Regions from separate parts of the Homo sapiens genome. Here region 2 is linked to region 1. Evidence: chromatin loops called from intact Hi-C (ENCODE). Cell type or tissue: CD14-positive monocyte. All regions are shown on one strand.

Region 1 (8,000 bases):
GTCTTTTGCTTTACTGATCAAGGGTTTAGAGTATTTCCAGGCTACTTTTACCTCTGCAGTGGTTTTTTTTCCTGCTGTTGATATGTTCATCAATCTTGTCTCATTTGCTTTTAAGAATTCCTCTGTATTTCTGATGTGCTGGTGGCATCCTTGTTTTCAAAATAACTTTGATTATACCAATATGTAGATGGCTCACAAATTTCTATCTCCAGCCTTTCATATCCAACTATCTGGTTGATATTGCTACTTAGTCATCTTAAATGCACTCATAACTTAATATACTAAAAACTGAATTTCTAGTCTTTTCTTCAAACCAGTTTTTCTTTCAGTGAATGACACTACCTTGTATCCAGTTACACAAGCCAGAAACAGTAGTCATCTTTGACACCTCCATCTCCTTCACTCTTCATTTGCCAAATCCTGTCTCATTACCTAAAATAGCCATCACATCACATCAGCACCCTTTTTTCCATCTCCAATGTCACCACCCTAGTAGAAGGCGCCATTATTTCTCCCCTAAACTACTTGAACAGCCTCTTAACTGCACTCCTGATTCTTTCCAGTCCTTCTTCCACACTGCAGCTAAAGTGATCATATCATTCTCTATTAAAATGACTTCAATGACTTTTTGCTGCTCCAAATATAAACATCAATATTTTTTATATGGACTACAAGGCTATGCAGGGCCTCAAACTGGTTGTCTAATCCTGTCTTACACTCACATATCCTCCTACTCTCTGTACTGCAGTCATACTGGCCTTCTTCAGTTACTCAATACATAATGCTCAGTCCCATGTTAGAGCTTCCCTCTGCCTGAATTTCTCTTTACTCATCTCTGCATAGTTAATTTCTACTCTCCTTCAGATCTTAATTCAATTACCATTCCCTCATGGAAGTCTTCCCTAATTTCTCTAGGTAAACTCAATCACACTCAAGTCAATCTCTTTTACAGTACTTATCACAAGTAATTTCACATTTACTGGCATGTGCTTAAAGGCTTTAAGGATGAGATCTATAGCACAGTCAGAAGGATTCACTTTGGAGTAGGGAAAAGATACCTCTTCCACTGAGATAGGAAGATGGGGAGAGATACAGATGGATGCTTATGTTTGGAGGAAAAACAGAAAGCTGAGGGAGTTCACATTTGACAGTCTTACCTGATACTAGTTCACTATTTGATGAACTACTATCAACCTGGAGGTCATCAGTAACTGATTCCTAAGTGAAATAAGAATTAAAGCTATAGCAAAATTATGAGATTGACCATTTCTATATTATAATCTTGTACAGATTTATTTTAGAAAAATGAAAACATCAACTTTTTATATGTTTCATATATATAATACATTCATTCAGTTTATTGTTCAGATGTAATCTGATATTTAATATTAAACCTAAAAATAAATATTAAAATATAATACTATGAACATATCTTGTAATCAACAATATGCTAGTCAAGTAACTACTGTGGGATGACAGCAAATAGAAGATAGAGGTGAATATTTTTCTGGTTCCCTAGTGGGGAGGGGCTTTTTTTCCATCTATAGAGGCAAATATATAAATCAAAAGAAAAGACTAGTAAGTCTAAAATACTAGAAATAAAATTAAAGGCAAGTAAACAAATATGGAAATATTGGTTATATATGTATGTACAAAAGTATAGCTATCTTTAATATTTAATAGACATTTCACAAAACAGTACAAATGGCCAATAATTTGAGAAAAAAAATATCGACTTCCCCAGCATTCAAAGAAATGAAAAGTAAAAAACATGCTACTTTTCATCTATCTATCTATCTATTTCATATATATACACACACATATATATAAAAGTTTCAGGTAAGATGGTGCTGATTTATCAACATGAATAAAAAAACTTGAAACATGATCCAACCTGTGATCCACTGCAAAGTATTTATCTTAGGGTAACAATGTGAGGTACACAAAAACCTTCTGTAACAGAATGTCTATGGATATCAATAACAGCAAAACCTTGGAAACAATCTCAATTTCCCAACCACAGGGAAATAGTAATACAAATTACAGTGTATCTATCTACAAGACAAAGCACTATGAAGACACTGAAAGTCATATTTTTGAAGACTATTTAATGTATGGGAATATACAATAAGACAACTGGTCATTTTTTTTAAAGCACAGGAGAAAAGGAACAGAAATATATAAAAATTTTAAGAAACTTTCAAAACACTATTTTTTCATAGTATAAATACTCTACAAGGACTACTTTACACTGTTAAACTATGGATAAAAGCCTTTTAAAAAAATGTCTTGTGTTGAAACTGCCTTCCCCCAAAAACATGTTATAAAGGAATATTAAGTTAAAAAAAAATAGAACTTGGCCAGGTGTGATGGCTCAAGCCTGTAATCTCAGCACTATGGGAGGCCGTGGCGAGCAGATCACTTGAGGTCAGGAGTTCGAGACCAGCCTGGCCAACCTGGAGAAACCCCCTCTATACAAAAATTAGCTGGGTGGTGGTATACACCTGTAATCACATCTACTCAGGAGGTTGGGGCAGGAGAATCGCTTGAACCCGAGAGGCAGAAGCTGCAGTCAGTGAGCCAGGACTGTGCCACTGCACTCCAGCCTGGGTGACAGAGCAAGACTCTGTCTCCAAAAAAAAAAAAAAAAGGAACTTGACTATGAAGTTTAATGTTAATGTCAGATGAGTCACAAGCAATTTTTAAAATCTGAGCTTCCCTAAATTAGTGCTGTACAACTTTAAAATATAGTACAGAATTCATATTAAATACAGCACATCAAGAAGTTATAAAATATTCTAATGAATAAACATTAGAATGCTCTGTAACATATTAAACCCTTAGTAATGAATGTTTCCAGTTGTTAATGGAAAATCAAATGGAAAACATGAAAAAAGGAGTTATTAAGTAACATTTTGTATTTGTCATACAGAAAATTCACCAATTATGGACGTTTCTCCAAAAACGTGTCAAGAGAAAGAGAAAAACAAAAATGCATGACTATGAATCTACCCAAGTCAGAAATTCAAGGCCCTGTCTAAAGACACGTAAGTGTTTATAAAAATACTGGTGAGCTATGTAACATCTACAGAACAAAGCCCATTTTATTCTTTCATCCGGAGGTACATCAGGTACTGATAGTCTCTACACTAAGTGTGTCCAAGGACTAAAAGAGAAGCATACATACACGCAACGATGCAATCTTCTCATCCTGGGTGTCTTCACTAGACCTATTTTCTTGCAGGCTTTTCTCTCCTGTAACTCCTAAGCGAGGGCTAACAAAGAGACAACGCAATTAGTTTGCACCATCTGGATTTGGCTCTCCACGTCTCTGTTCAGACTCTTTAGAATCTGAAAGGCTCTTTAGGGACATCTTTAGGAAGAAGTAAGGACCAGAGTGGTGACTTGCACCAAAACCCAAATGCAGTGACACAATCGTATAGCTCACCGACCAATTTATCTCACTTCCTTTTACGTAAATTGGCAAGCCTTCCCCTTTTTAAAAATAAATCTTCCTGAAGTCAAATTTTGGGGTCCATGTTCTGAGAAGAGCAAAATCAGAGTACTGTATTTGTTTTGCTCCTTGACTGTTAGAATAAAAGGCTACTAGCAGAAAATTCGGCTTGAAGTTTTCTGAGGTGGCAAGCTAGGATCGGGCTGTTACTGGAGGCTACATACCTGAACGGCCCAGAGCCGCTACCTCCCTGCCTGCTCCGCTCTGCTTTCTCTGCAATCTTCGACAAGCCGTGCACTTTGCCTTTTCTCTTCGAACCTGAGAGAGGGCGGCACGTTTCAGGGCAAGAAACCTACCCACCGGCTTCGGGGGGGTCCTGGGCCCGAGGCCTAGCACCCCCGCCCGCCCTCGGTCCCGTCCCGGAGGCAGCTCGGCTGAGCTTACGGTGGGCGAGCCTTGAGCCTGTACCTGGCGGGGCCTCGGCCTTCGCTGGAGAGCCTAGGTCTGGCGTCGGGGTGAGATTGAGCCTCTGACCCTCCCGCTTTTTGCGGGTATAGACCCGTAGCGGCCACATTGCTATCCCACCCTACCCCCAGGCCACGGGTGCCTCTGGACTCTCGATGGCCTGCCTTCCTGAGGATCAGGGCTAAGTCACAGGGAGTCAGCGTCCAGGCGAGGCCCGCGGAGCAGCCTCACAGCAACTAATCGAGCGAAAGCAAAAGCCCCAGAACTGGAGCCGCCGGGCCTCGCTCCCGCGCTTTTATCTCTGTGAGGCCGCGCAGAGGCTTCTGGGAAAACGGAGGAGCGCGGCAGCCGCCCAGCCTTCCTATAGGGGCCCAGTGGTTTCTGGCCTTCTGGCGCAGGTTCCTTCAACTCCAGCGAAACGAGAGTTTTTTGGAAAAAACTTTTTCCTCGTCCAGAAAAAGGTTTAATTCAGCCCCTCCTCCTCCGTCTGAGCACTTAGGTTTCGCCTGTGGCTGCATGCTTAATTCAACTGGGCATGCAGGAGTAAAGGCGTTCCCTCCTTTGGGTGGGCCCAACACTTCCTCTGAGCAAGCTCTCCCTATCAGCACTGCATAAGGCCTTAGTAATGGAGTTTTAGGCCACCAGCACAGGCAGTCTTGTGAGGGGTTGGCCTCAGTGCAGGAAGGTCACAAAGAGGACTGAATGCACCTTAAAGTGACAAGGAGCTTCTCCCTGAGGAATCAACTTCAGTCCCCTGGGCCTGCAACTGACTGGGAAGCTATGGTAATTAAGAGGCTAACCAAGCCTCTGAAGATCCCGGGCTCTAGGAGGCTGCTTCTGGACGACAAACAGTCCCTTAGCCTGTGTCCAGGAGCCATCTCTAGACATCTGGGCATCCTTGTGGTTAAGGTAGAAGATTCCATAGGGGCTCTCCTCCTTGTGCCCTGGGCCTCAACTTGTTGCTGCACCAGACCGATCTGTTTCTTCTTCTTCTTCTTCTTTTCTCCTTTCTTCTTTCTTCTTTCTTCCCCTTCCCCTTCCCCTTCTCCTCTTTTTTTTTTTTTTTTTTTTTTAAGACAGGGTCTGGCTTGTCACCCTGGCTGGAGTGGAGTGGTACAATCATAGCTCACTGCAGCCTCAAACTCTGGGCTCAAGTGATCCTCCCACCTCTGTCTCCCGAGTAGCTAAGACTACAGGCACATGCCACCATGCCCAGCTGATTTGTAAATTTTTTTATAGAGACGGGGTCTTGCTATGTTATCCCAGCTGGTCTTGAACTCTTGGCCTCACGTGATCTTCCTGCCTTGGCCTCCTAAATTCTTGGGACTACAGGTGTGAGCCACCTTGCCCAGCCTTGGTTCAACTTTTATGTAACAAAATTGTGAGTTGTTTTTCAGTTGCCATGAACCCTGAGGTCATGTAACCTGAGCATGCCTAGATGAACCAAGCATGCAGCCACAGGGGAAACCAAGTGCTCAGATCAAGGAGGAGGGACTGAATTAAGAAGTAGATATGGCATGGCAGGATCCAACCGGGTTGAGCTCTGGCTTCATCCCATAGCAGGATCCAGTCAGATCATGCCTCCCAGCATCACCTCATTACAAGATCCAATCAGATCACATCTCTTTACCCTATGCTTATAAAAACCAAACCAAACCCCAGCTTAGGAAGACAGATTTGAGCATTTCCTCCTGTCTCCTTGCCAGCCCACTTGCAATAAAGCTTTTCTTTTCCCAAAAGCCAGTGCCATGGTATTAGCCTCTGCATTCATCAGGCAGTGAGCCCATTGACTGCTCGGTAGCAAACTCTTCTGCTCTGTCAATTAGAGATATGTTGGAATTACCTCCCTTTCTCTCCATACCCTAGGTTGAACCATCTGGCGACATCAGATGAGCATATTATGCACATAACAATAACCATCTTTTTATTCTAAAAAGTGGAAATATTTCATAACATTTAAAATGCAGTTTGAAGAGATAAAACTATGAAAAGCTTAAAGGTTTTTCTGTAACACCTCAGTCTTGTATGTGCGAATATAAGCACATATATATCCACAGTATTTTTGTAATATAATCACTGAATATTTTATTTAAAATCTGCTCACAGAAACATTTATGATAATCAATTTACTAGATAATTAATCATCAAAATCTAGCTTTCTAAAGAACAGATGGTAGGCATTCTTACCTGGTTTTACCTCGGGTTTTGAGTCATTGAATCAATATTTACTGAACACCTTAATCTGTATTAAGCACTGTGGTAGGTCCTGGGGATACAGAAGTGAATCAGAAATGGTCCTTCAGTTAAAGATCTCACAGCCTTGCTGCAGTATAAAGCAATTATCATCTTTCAACATTCTTTCTTTAGTCGTGTCCATAATATGCTGGCAGGCAGTCTCTAGTTTACAAGCCAGGCCTTTATGCTCCCCCCTCTCCCTTTGGGGGCTGTTGTGAAAAAAATTCAGACTTCTTAAATGACATTTGGGAGGTCTAGAGCCTGGGGTGCCTTAGGCCCAGAAATGGAAGAAACATTGCAAAATGAAAATAGGTTAAACCAAAAGCTGGTCTGCCATTTGGTGGTCCTGTTCCCTAGAACTCTGTCTCACTATACTGAATTACATTCACTGATATGTCATCAAGTAATTCCCATAGGTTTGTGGGAATTAACGTATCAGGTTTCAAAACCAGAAATAAACTTTGATATGATTTCTTTAGCCAAAAGGGTCCTTAGAGATGATCTAGATGCCCCCTCATTTTGCCACTGAGGAAACCAGAGTGTAGGGAAGCTATTTAAAACAGATGATTGGCATAGGGAACATGGTTCTCCTGGCATCTGGCTGCTGCGCTTGTCATACTCCCATTCTTCCTAACACATGGCTGGGAGAAAAGTAGGGGGAGCAAAGAGAGGAGCTTGAATTCCTTGGTGGCAAGGGGAAGTGAAGGAACTAGAGACAGACTTGGTCTCTTTGATACTTCACCTAGAGTCAACCTATAAAGGGGGAAAGAAACGTGTCTCCTAAAAAGGATGAGACAGGGCAGAGATATCTCAAATTCAGTCATCTATCTCCCCCTACTCCACTTCCAAATCTGCAAACACCAGTGCAAGTGTTTAATCATGAGTGTTCAAACTTCTTCCATTTCCCCATTGCACTGCTTCCATACCTAGACCCAAAACTCAGTAATCAGCATTTCATTTCAACACATGGTGGATTTGACTAGGCTTGGAACAGTCATGAAGATATTAACTTCCATGGGAAAACAAATGTCAAAGAGATTTCTGAATAAATCTTTTGGGAAAACAGCCAGTTTGTGGGTTTGAGATTCACTGGAGCCCAAAGTAAATCCTTTTGAATGATGTTTTCTTATGGAGTAACCCACTGAGCATCTTTGTGGTGCTATCCGTGAACTATGGGAATCCAACCACAAACCAGTTTATTTTTGCTTGGATGACAAGAATGGAATAAATTACAGTGAGAGAGGAAATATACCTTCAGGTATTGCAGTCTTAATGCTATGCAACACAAGAAAAAGGACCAAGGGGATTTTCCTTAACATTTCTTTAGCATCTGCTATCAGCCAGAGCCGCACTGGGCATAAAACTTCAAGCAACTCAGTCTACGTGGGGGTGGGGCAAAAGGACCATCAACCAATCAACCACGTGGGAAGCTTCTCAGAGAAAAGGATGCTGGAATCTGAGTTTTAAAAGATGAATGGTTGGAGTTAGGGGAATTAGAGGAAAGGGCATTCTAGGAGAAAGGGACTATATGTGTAAAGGCAGGTAGGCACAAGAAAGTATGATGCTTTTAGGGAACTACAAAAGTAATGAATATGATTGGAGCCGAGGCTCCATAGAGGAGGGAGTAGAAGAGATGCTAGTCCCTGTGTGCTGAACCAGCGAGTTTGAAGTTTATCCTGGAAACTATGGGAAGTCACTGAAGGACTATTAAGCAGGAAAGTGGCATTTTCAATCTAGATTTTCAATTTAGAAAGATTGCCCTGGCTGAAATGTGGATGGCGAAATTTGAGGATGCTGGAATGGAAACATGAAGGCTAGTTAAGAAAGCACTGTAATATTCCAGACA
Region 2 (8,000 bases), 140 kb before region 1:
TATAGGAAGAAGGTGGTGAAGAACATTCTGGCAAAGAGAAGAAAAAGTACAAAGCCTCTAAGAGAGAAATGGTTTTGGCCTGTTTGAAGAGGAGAAAGGAAGCCAGAAGAACTAAAATATACTCTGAGAATGGGAGATGGTTTGAAATGGTTAGAAAGGTACAAGGGGCCAGATTATGTAGGACCTTGTAAATTATGGAAAGGAGGTTAGACTGAGTGTGATGGAAGCTATCAGAGGGGTTTGAAATAGGAGAGGGACATAACACAATTTATGATTCTACTGTGGCTGTTCTGTGGAGAAGGAATTTTAAAAGAGGAAGAATGGAATCAGAGATGAAATAGGTGACTACTTGTACTTTAGGAGAGAATTGATGGTGGCGAGCAAGTTATTTTGGAGATACACACTTCTAATAGGAATGAAGGAAAGAAAAAGATGACTCCTACGTTTCTGCTGTGAGCAACTTAGTGGGAGTTATTTCCTGATTAAAAGACCAGGGAACACATGGATTTTAAGAGGAAAACCAAGCATATTAAGTTTGGATGTATTAAGTTTGAATTGCCTATAAGACATCCATGTGGAGATACTGACTAGAATATATGGGGAGAAGCTAGGATTAGTGAGAGAAATTTGGGAGGCATCAGCTTCTAGACAGAATTTATTTTTATTTATTTTTTTTGAGACAGAGTCTCACTCTGTCTCCCAGGCTGGAGTACAGTGGCACGATCTTGGCTCACTGCAAGCTCTGCCTCCCAGGTTAACACCATTCTCCTGCCTCAGCCTCCCCAGTAGCTGGGACTACAGGCGCCCACCACCATGCCTAGCTAATTTTTTTTTTTTTTTTTGTATTTTTAGTAGAGATGGAGTTTCACTGTGTTAGCCAGGATGGTCTCGATCTCCTGACCTCGTGATCCGCCCACCTCTGCCTCCCAAAGTGCCAGGATTACAGGCGTGAGCCACCGCGCCCGGCTGACAGAATTTAAAATAATGGAATGGATGACTTTACGTGAAGGGAGTGTATATATAAAAAAGAGGGTTCAGAACTAAGACCCAAAGAGGATAACACTTACAGGTCTGGAAGAGAAAGATCCAACATAGAAGAATGAGAAGGAGCAGCAGTAAGACAAGAGAAGAAAATGTCTCTAAAAAGAAATGAGTCAACTGTGTTGAATGATGCTGAAAATTCAAGTGTTCATTAGATTTGTCAATATGGGTATCTTCACAAGAACAGTTTCAATGGAGTAATGTGAGTGAAAGCCTGAAGCAGTTTCCAAAAGATAAAGGGGGCAAAATGGAAGTGGTAAAGCAAATGCAGACAACTCCTCTTTTTTTGCTGAGATGGGGAGCAGAGAGGAGATGGAAAGGGACAATTGGTTTTCTTTTGTTTTAAGATGGAAGATAGTAGAGAATTTTGTATGCAACAGAAACAACCTAATAGGGATGGTGAAAATAAGCACCTACTATGTTCCAAGTGCTAGGAATACAATATGAACAAGATGGGTACAGGCCCTGCCCTTAAGAAACTAAATAACAAAAAAGCTATTACAGATTGTCATAAGTTATTTCAGGGAATCAAACTTTTCCTTCAAATATAAATTGGCTTGAAATCCTCATCTTGAATTCTATTATAAGTGCACAAAACTATGACAAAAATTATTTCAAAAAATATTTTCCAAACATTTAATATGCTTAATATGTATCTGTGCTAGAATCGAGCAATACAATAAAGAACAAGACATAGTTTCTGCATCAAGGACCTTACAGTCTAGGGAGAAAAAAACAATTGACAGGCTGGGTGCAGTGGCTCACGCTTGTTAATCCCAACACTTTGGGAGGTCAAGGCAGGTGGATCACTTGAGGTCAGGAGTTGAAGACGTGCCTGGCCAACATGGCAAAACCCTTGTCTGTACTAAAAATACAAAAATTAGCCAGGCATGATGGTGCACAGCTACCAGCAGTAGTAGTCCAAGCTACTACTCAGGAGATTGAGGCAAGAGAATCGCTTTAACCCAGGAGGCGGAGGTTGCAGTGATCCGAGATTGTGCCACTGCACTCCAGCCTGGGTGACAAAGAGCAAGGCTCTGTCACAAAAAATACAAAATAAAAATAAAAAATGGACAGGCAATTATAGTACATTTTGATAAATGCTATGATGCGGGAAACTCTAGAAAGATTTTGATTGAGTCCATTAGTCAGGATGTTCTACATTGCACATGATAGAAAACCCAAACAAAACTAGCGTAAGCAAAGAATGAAATTGATTAGCTCTCATAACTGGATCTAGTGTAGATGAACAGTTCAGGCACAGCTTTATCCAAGGACTGCATCAATGGTATCGAGAATTCAGTTTCTTCTTCTCATCTCTAATTTCTCTGTGCAGACTCTATTCCAGGCAGTGTTTCCAAACATGGACATAAGCTGGCTGCCAGCAGCTTCCAGGATATATCCTTTCAGATGAAAGTCCAAGAGAAAAAGAAAAGTCTGTCCCAGCATTCCAAGAAAAAAACTCTGATATTTAATCCCAATAGGATCATTTTAGGCATTGGACCCATCACTGAACCAATTACTGTGCCAGAGTTGAGAAGGCTAACATGCATTGGCTTATGCCATTAAAGGCCTACCCCTGGAACTATGGGTGGGATCAATCCCACCTAAACCATATGGCTGAGAAATGTAAAATCCACTTAGGATAAAGTTAGAAAGGCAATGGATAGATGCAGGGGAAGTCACCACACATGTCCACTACCAATATCCATAACAGAGACAAAAACTTGGGGTCAGCTGCACAGAGATGGTAACTAAGCCATGAGTATATGAGATCACCCAGTGCAAGTGTTGCATGAGAAGATGCCCCAGAACAGAACCCCAGGAAACACCAAAACTTAAAGATTGGGCAGAAAAAAAGGAGCCTTTGTAAGAAATGGAAAAGAGTGAGCTAAAGATGAGATGAAAGCCTGGAGGGTAATGTTTCAGAGAAGTCATTCTTTTCTGGAGGCTTTTAGGAAGAAAGTACTAGTCTATAACATCATTAGCTGGAAGAAGTTGGGTAAGATGAGAACTGAAAAATACCCCTTAGATTAGCATCAAGGAGGTTGCTGGGAGCCTTAAGGGGAACAATGTCAGCGGAGAAACAAAGCTAAGGCCAAATTATGTGTGTTTGGGTATGTTTAGGAAGGGTGAAAGGTGAGGGGTCTGTGACAAAGTAGAAAGCACGCTCTTTAGGAAACATGAATACAAACGGATGAAGAATGATAGGCTAGCTAGAAAAACATATGGAGTCAAGGTAGGATTTAACATGTAAGATGATGAAACATTTTAAAATTCTGGTTAGAAAATAAGAGTAGAGCAGGAGAGGTTGAAGATAACTTATCTGGAAAGTTTGGGCATCACACCTTTATATAAACATATATGCTATATACACAACATAAAAGGCTATTCATTACTGAACAAACCATGATGAATGATATCTTGGAGAGGTGGGAAAAAAAGTTCTAGTTAAAAATGGAAATGACATCAACTTTCATGTACTTTTTTTTTTTTTTTTTTTGAGATAGGGTCTTGCTCTGTCACCCAGGCAGGAGTGCAGTGGCACGACCATGGCTCACTGCAGCCCTGCCTCCTGGGCTCAAGCAATTTTCCTACCTCAGACTCCCGAGTAGCTGAGACTACAGGCAAGCACCACCACTCCCAGCTAATTTTTGTACTTTTTTTGTAGAGATGGAGTCTCCCTACGTTGCCCAACCTGGTCTCAAACTCCTGGGCTCAAGTGATCTGCTTGCTTCAGCCTCCCAAAGTGCTGGGATTATAGGCATGAGCCACTGTGCCTGGCTCTTTCATGCACTTTTAACTGAACTTTTGAGGTACTTATGACCTGAGATTTGTTTTTAATGAGATAAAATTTTAAGATATAATTTTAAATGCTTAAAAATAAAGTTTAGTTACATGCTGAAGTAAAAAGGTTGTTTCATTAACCTTTTTTAGATCGCAGACTACACTGAAAATAGATAAAAACTATGAATCCCTCATCCCAGAAAGAGATGAATTCCTTTTTTCATATTCTTCCAGGGAGATTCACTGAAAGACCTCTGAGGCCTGGAACAGATGTAAAGATTACGCATACAACCTTTTCCAAGGACTTGCCAATAGGATTCCTCTTTGGACTTCTCATGTCACCAGCCAGCAGGCTTCTTCTGCTTTACTTTTTTTTTTTTTTTTTTCTTTGAGACAGAGTCTTGCTCTGTCACCCAGGCTGGAGTGCAGTGGCGTGGTCTCGGCTCACTGCCAGCTCTGCCTCCCGGGTTCATGCCATTCTCTCGCCTCAGCCTCCCAAGTAGCGGGGACTACAGGTGCCCGCCACCATGCCTGGCTAATTTTTGGTATTTTTAGTAGAGGCGGGGTTTCACCGTGTTAGCCAGGATGGTCTCAATCTCCTGACCTCGTGATCCGCCTGCCTCGGCCTCCCAAAGTGCTGGGATTACAGGGGTGAGCCACCGCACCCAGCCATTCCTTGCTCTTAATCATAATTGAAGTTGTTATATCCTCCACTCCTAAGCCTTGAATGCCAATGCCAATTCCAATTCCTTCCTCCCTCTGACCTTTCCTTGTGCTGCAGTCTATAAAACAAAAACATTGAATGTGCCTTTTCTGGGGAGAAGGAAAAAAATATTATATTCAAATACTCCTGCCCCGTATCTTGGCTCCATCACTTCCTAAATTACATAGCCCTGGCCAAACATTTACCTCTCAGAGCTACCTATATTTTCTTCATCAGCAATGTGAAACCATCAAATGTTTATTTCTTCCACCCCACCAGGCCCAATCCAAGAATCAAGTATCTTTCCTTCTCACAGGAACCTATCACCTGATTAGAAACTAGCAAATAATTCATTCTCATTCTCTCACATCCCACTTGAAATATAAACTGCTTGAAGGCAGAGAAGAGGGCTTCTATTTCATTCCTTACTTCCCCACTGCTTATCACATTTCTTCTTTTAAAACCACCACAAGAGTTGCTGACTTAGTTGAGTATTAATTTAGAATACAGGTCTAAATTTTATGCTAGTCTCCATCGTTAACGTTCTCATCTATGTTTCTTCACAACTTTTCCATATTTCATCTTCAGATGAAATCACAAAATCACAAATAGCTTTGTTAGTGGCTTAAAGCCTTGTCAAATCATTATAAGAGTACCTTCATAGGGATGCCTTGTTAAAAATAAATACTATACAGATTATTTAACTGCAAAATAACTCATAGATGTTACAATCTTTCTTAATCCTGAAGTTTTGAAAATTTGACTCTTATGAATGTATAATATTAGTAAAGCCCTTTAGCATCAAGGACTAATCAAGTTAAAATCTCTCCAAGTTATACAACTGGACTCTGTTCACTGTACAGGATCATTGCTTTTTAAGAAGGGAATTGTTGAGATACTGCAAGTTATATTACCAAATTTTTAAAAATCCTACAGATAGTATTAGCTAAAGAAGGTTTTTTGGGGGGGGATAAGGTAATGTATTAAATAGTGTAGGACTGATTATACATATTATACATTCCCTACTTCAGCAAACCTTGAGTATAGAGTTTCTTTCAGTCAGACCTGAAATTAGGTCTCTCACTCATGTGGTTTCAATTAAGTTCTGTTATAAATAGCTCATAATATAAGCATTTTCATTTTTAGCACTTCAATAACTTCACTACTTTTTTGTTTTGTTGTTTGTTTTTGTTTTTCTCTACATTGCTTTAGAGAAAGATTTACTACTTTTAATCGTACTAGCGATAAACTTTGAAGAAAAAAAAACAATCAAAGGAAGTTACATTGTACCCTGGCATTGTCTTTCTTTTTTCCTTCTCAGACCTCTCAGGGATGAAGCCTCTTTATAAATAGCTAAAACCATCTATTTTAGTTTACAGTCTTCTAATACCAATGATTTGGTTCTTTATCTTTTAATATAAATACATATATTTAAGAAGCATATGGAATAATTTTTTTTCTTAACTGATTAAAAGTAAATGACAAGAACCTCAGTAGAATTTCAACATAGAGATATATCACAAATAACTGGAGAATTTTTAATTTTTAATTTCATATAATTTCAGGCAGACATTCTGCTTTATAGACTTTGACTTCACACTCCTGTCTTCAAAGTGGTGAAAATTCAGCCACAGCTGTTTTTTCATGCCATTTTTATTATGATATCTGGAGAAAAAAAAATAACAATAGATTACTTTGTATACAAGCAGGTGTCCAATACTTACTAATAACCAGTCTGCAGGGGAGAGAGCACTTAATGCCCAGGTCACTCTAGTTTCAGCCCATCAAGCCTTAGGAAACAAATCCAGAGGCCATTTAAAAAAAAAAAGGAATATTTGGCTCATCCCTTCTAGGACATGCTGAGGACATGTTCTCTTTGGAGAAGCAAGGAGATCTGCTCAATAACATTCTGGTGGAAAGCCCAGCAAAAATTGCTGTCAGTGGCCATCACAGAGCCTTTAACCCCAGCCTTGTAACCTGGAGCACTTGATCCAGTTGTGCTTTTCATGACCCTGTCCTCAGCCACCACCCAGGAAGTCGCCTCTCATATTCTCTTGCCCATCCTTCCTTTGCATTTTCCTAACCTTTATTACAGTTGAACCCAGGTTCCATCCCGAAGACAGGATTGATTCTGGGGCCTTTGCCCCCACATCTTGTGCCAAGAGATCCAGAGTGGAACCAGCTTTACCTAGTTAACACTGCCACTTTCATACTATCATATACCTCATCCTCTGGCCAAATCAGCCGATATCAATGGCTCTGAAATTTTGTTGCATCTAAAACTACCTAGGATTTTAAAATCCTGATATCTAGGCCATCTTCCATACCAATTAGATAAGGGACCCACATATCAGACAACCAGGAAGGTATGATGTGCAGCTAAGCTGAGAACCAGACACCTGTATCTTTGCTATTCAAAGTGGGGTCCATGGACCAGTTATGTCAGCATCACCTAAAAGGTTGTGAGAAATGTAGAATCAGCAGTCCCATTCTAAAAGTACTAAATCAAAGTCTCCATTTTAACAAGATCCTCAAGCAATTCACAAGTACATTAAAGTCTGGGAAGTGCTGGCTATACCTACTACTCTCTACTCCTCCCTGTTTACTGACCTCAGACACTGCTCGCTCATTAAAGACTTTGCAAAATGGTTCACAGTCATCCTCTCCACATGAACTTCTGGGTAACTTCCCAAATGGGTAATCAGCCCACCCAACTATCTTATCTCACCTACCCTTCAAATTCTCAGTCTTCAAATACACATCCAAGGCCATGACCTATATTCTCCCTCACCATCACCTACAGTGCATCATTTCTGATGCTTTACAATACTAGAGACCCAAAAGTCATCTCTAACTACCATTCTTTCTTACTACGCTGCACCAGTACCTATGTTAGTCACTAAGCCCTGTCAATTATACCAATAAAAAATTTCTAGTTTAAACTGGTTCTCCTAAATCCTACAAAAATCCTAAATCAGATCCCTGAGGCGATTACTTGGGAATCTGCATTATTTATAAGTTCCTCTGGTGGCCTGAGCACCACATTTTGAGATACACTAGCTCAGATACTTATTTTTTCAACTTTGCTCACTGGAACTTTTGCAAAACTCCCACTTGGCCTTTTTGTTTCTAGGGTCATTTCTTTTTCTCAAATCACCCCTATACTTCCTGTGAGAATGAGCAAGTAAAAAGTAAATTTGGGCCAAGTGTGGTGTCTCATGCTTGTAATCCCAGCACTCTGGGAGGCCAAGGTGAGCAGATTGCTTGAGCCCAGGAGTACGAGATCAGCCTGGGCATCATGGTGAAACCCAGTCTCTACAAAATACATAAAGATTAGGTAGGCATGGTAGCACCTGCCTGTAGTCCTAGCTACGTGGCAGAATCGCTGGAGCCTGGAAGGTCGAGGCTACAGTGAGCTGTGATCACACCACTGCACTCCAGCATGGGCGACAGAGCAACACTCTGTCTC

What was found. Peaks named below come from ENCODE experiments on the same cell type or tissue, not always from the same donor. Only the 100,000 strongest peaks of a DNase experiment are listed, where the experiment ranks them.
Region 2: it touches region 1 in a loop (2.2-fold over the local background); 2 of 110 quality-filtered maps call a loop at or near these places.

What each region holds. Positions count from the first base shown.
Region 1 is chr5:131,941,478-131,949,477 of GRCh38, forward strand. MEIKIN (meiotic kinetochore factor) reads right to left here and starts at 4,186. Exons shown (of 13, transcript NM_001303622.2): 1 at 3,923-4,186; 2 at 3,679-3,772; 3 at 3,188-3,275; 4 at 1,158-1,218. The coding sequence starts at 4,028. In CD14-positive monocyte, no CTCF peak of the experiment used is centred here; DNase peaks (open chromatin) are centred at 2,674 and 3,434; H3K4me3 peaks cover 1,192 bases; H3K27ac peaks cover 1,803 bases.
Region 2 is chr5:131,801,063-131,809,062 of GRCh38, forward strand. It overlaps MEIKIN (meiotic kinetochore factor), which reads right to left. Exons shown (of 13, transcript NM_001303622.2): 13 at 5,928-6,196. The coding sequence ends at 6,174. Among named protein-coding and RNA genes, the nearest start is that of FNIP1, 8.0 kb to the left of the region's middle. In CD14-positive monocyte, no CTCF peak of the experiment used is centred here; no DNase peak of the experiment used is centred here.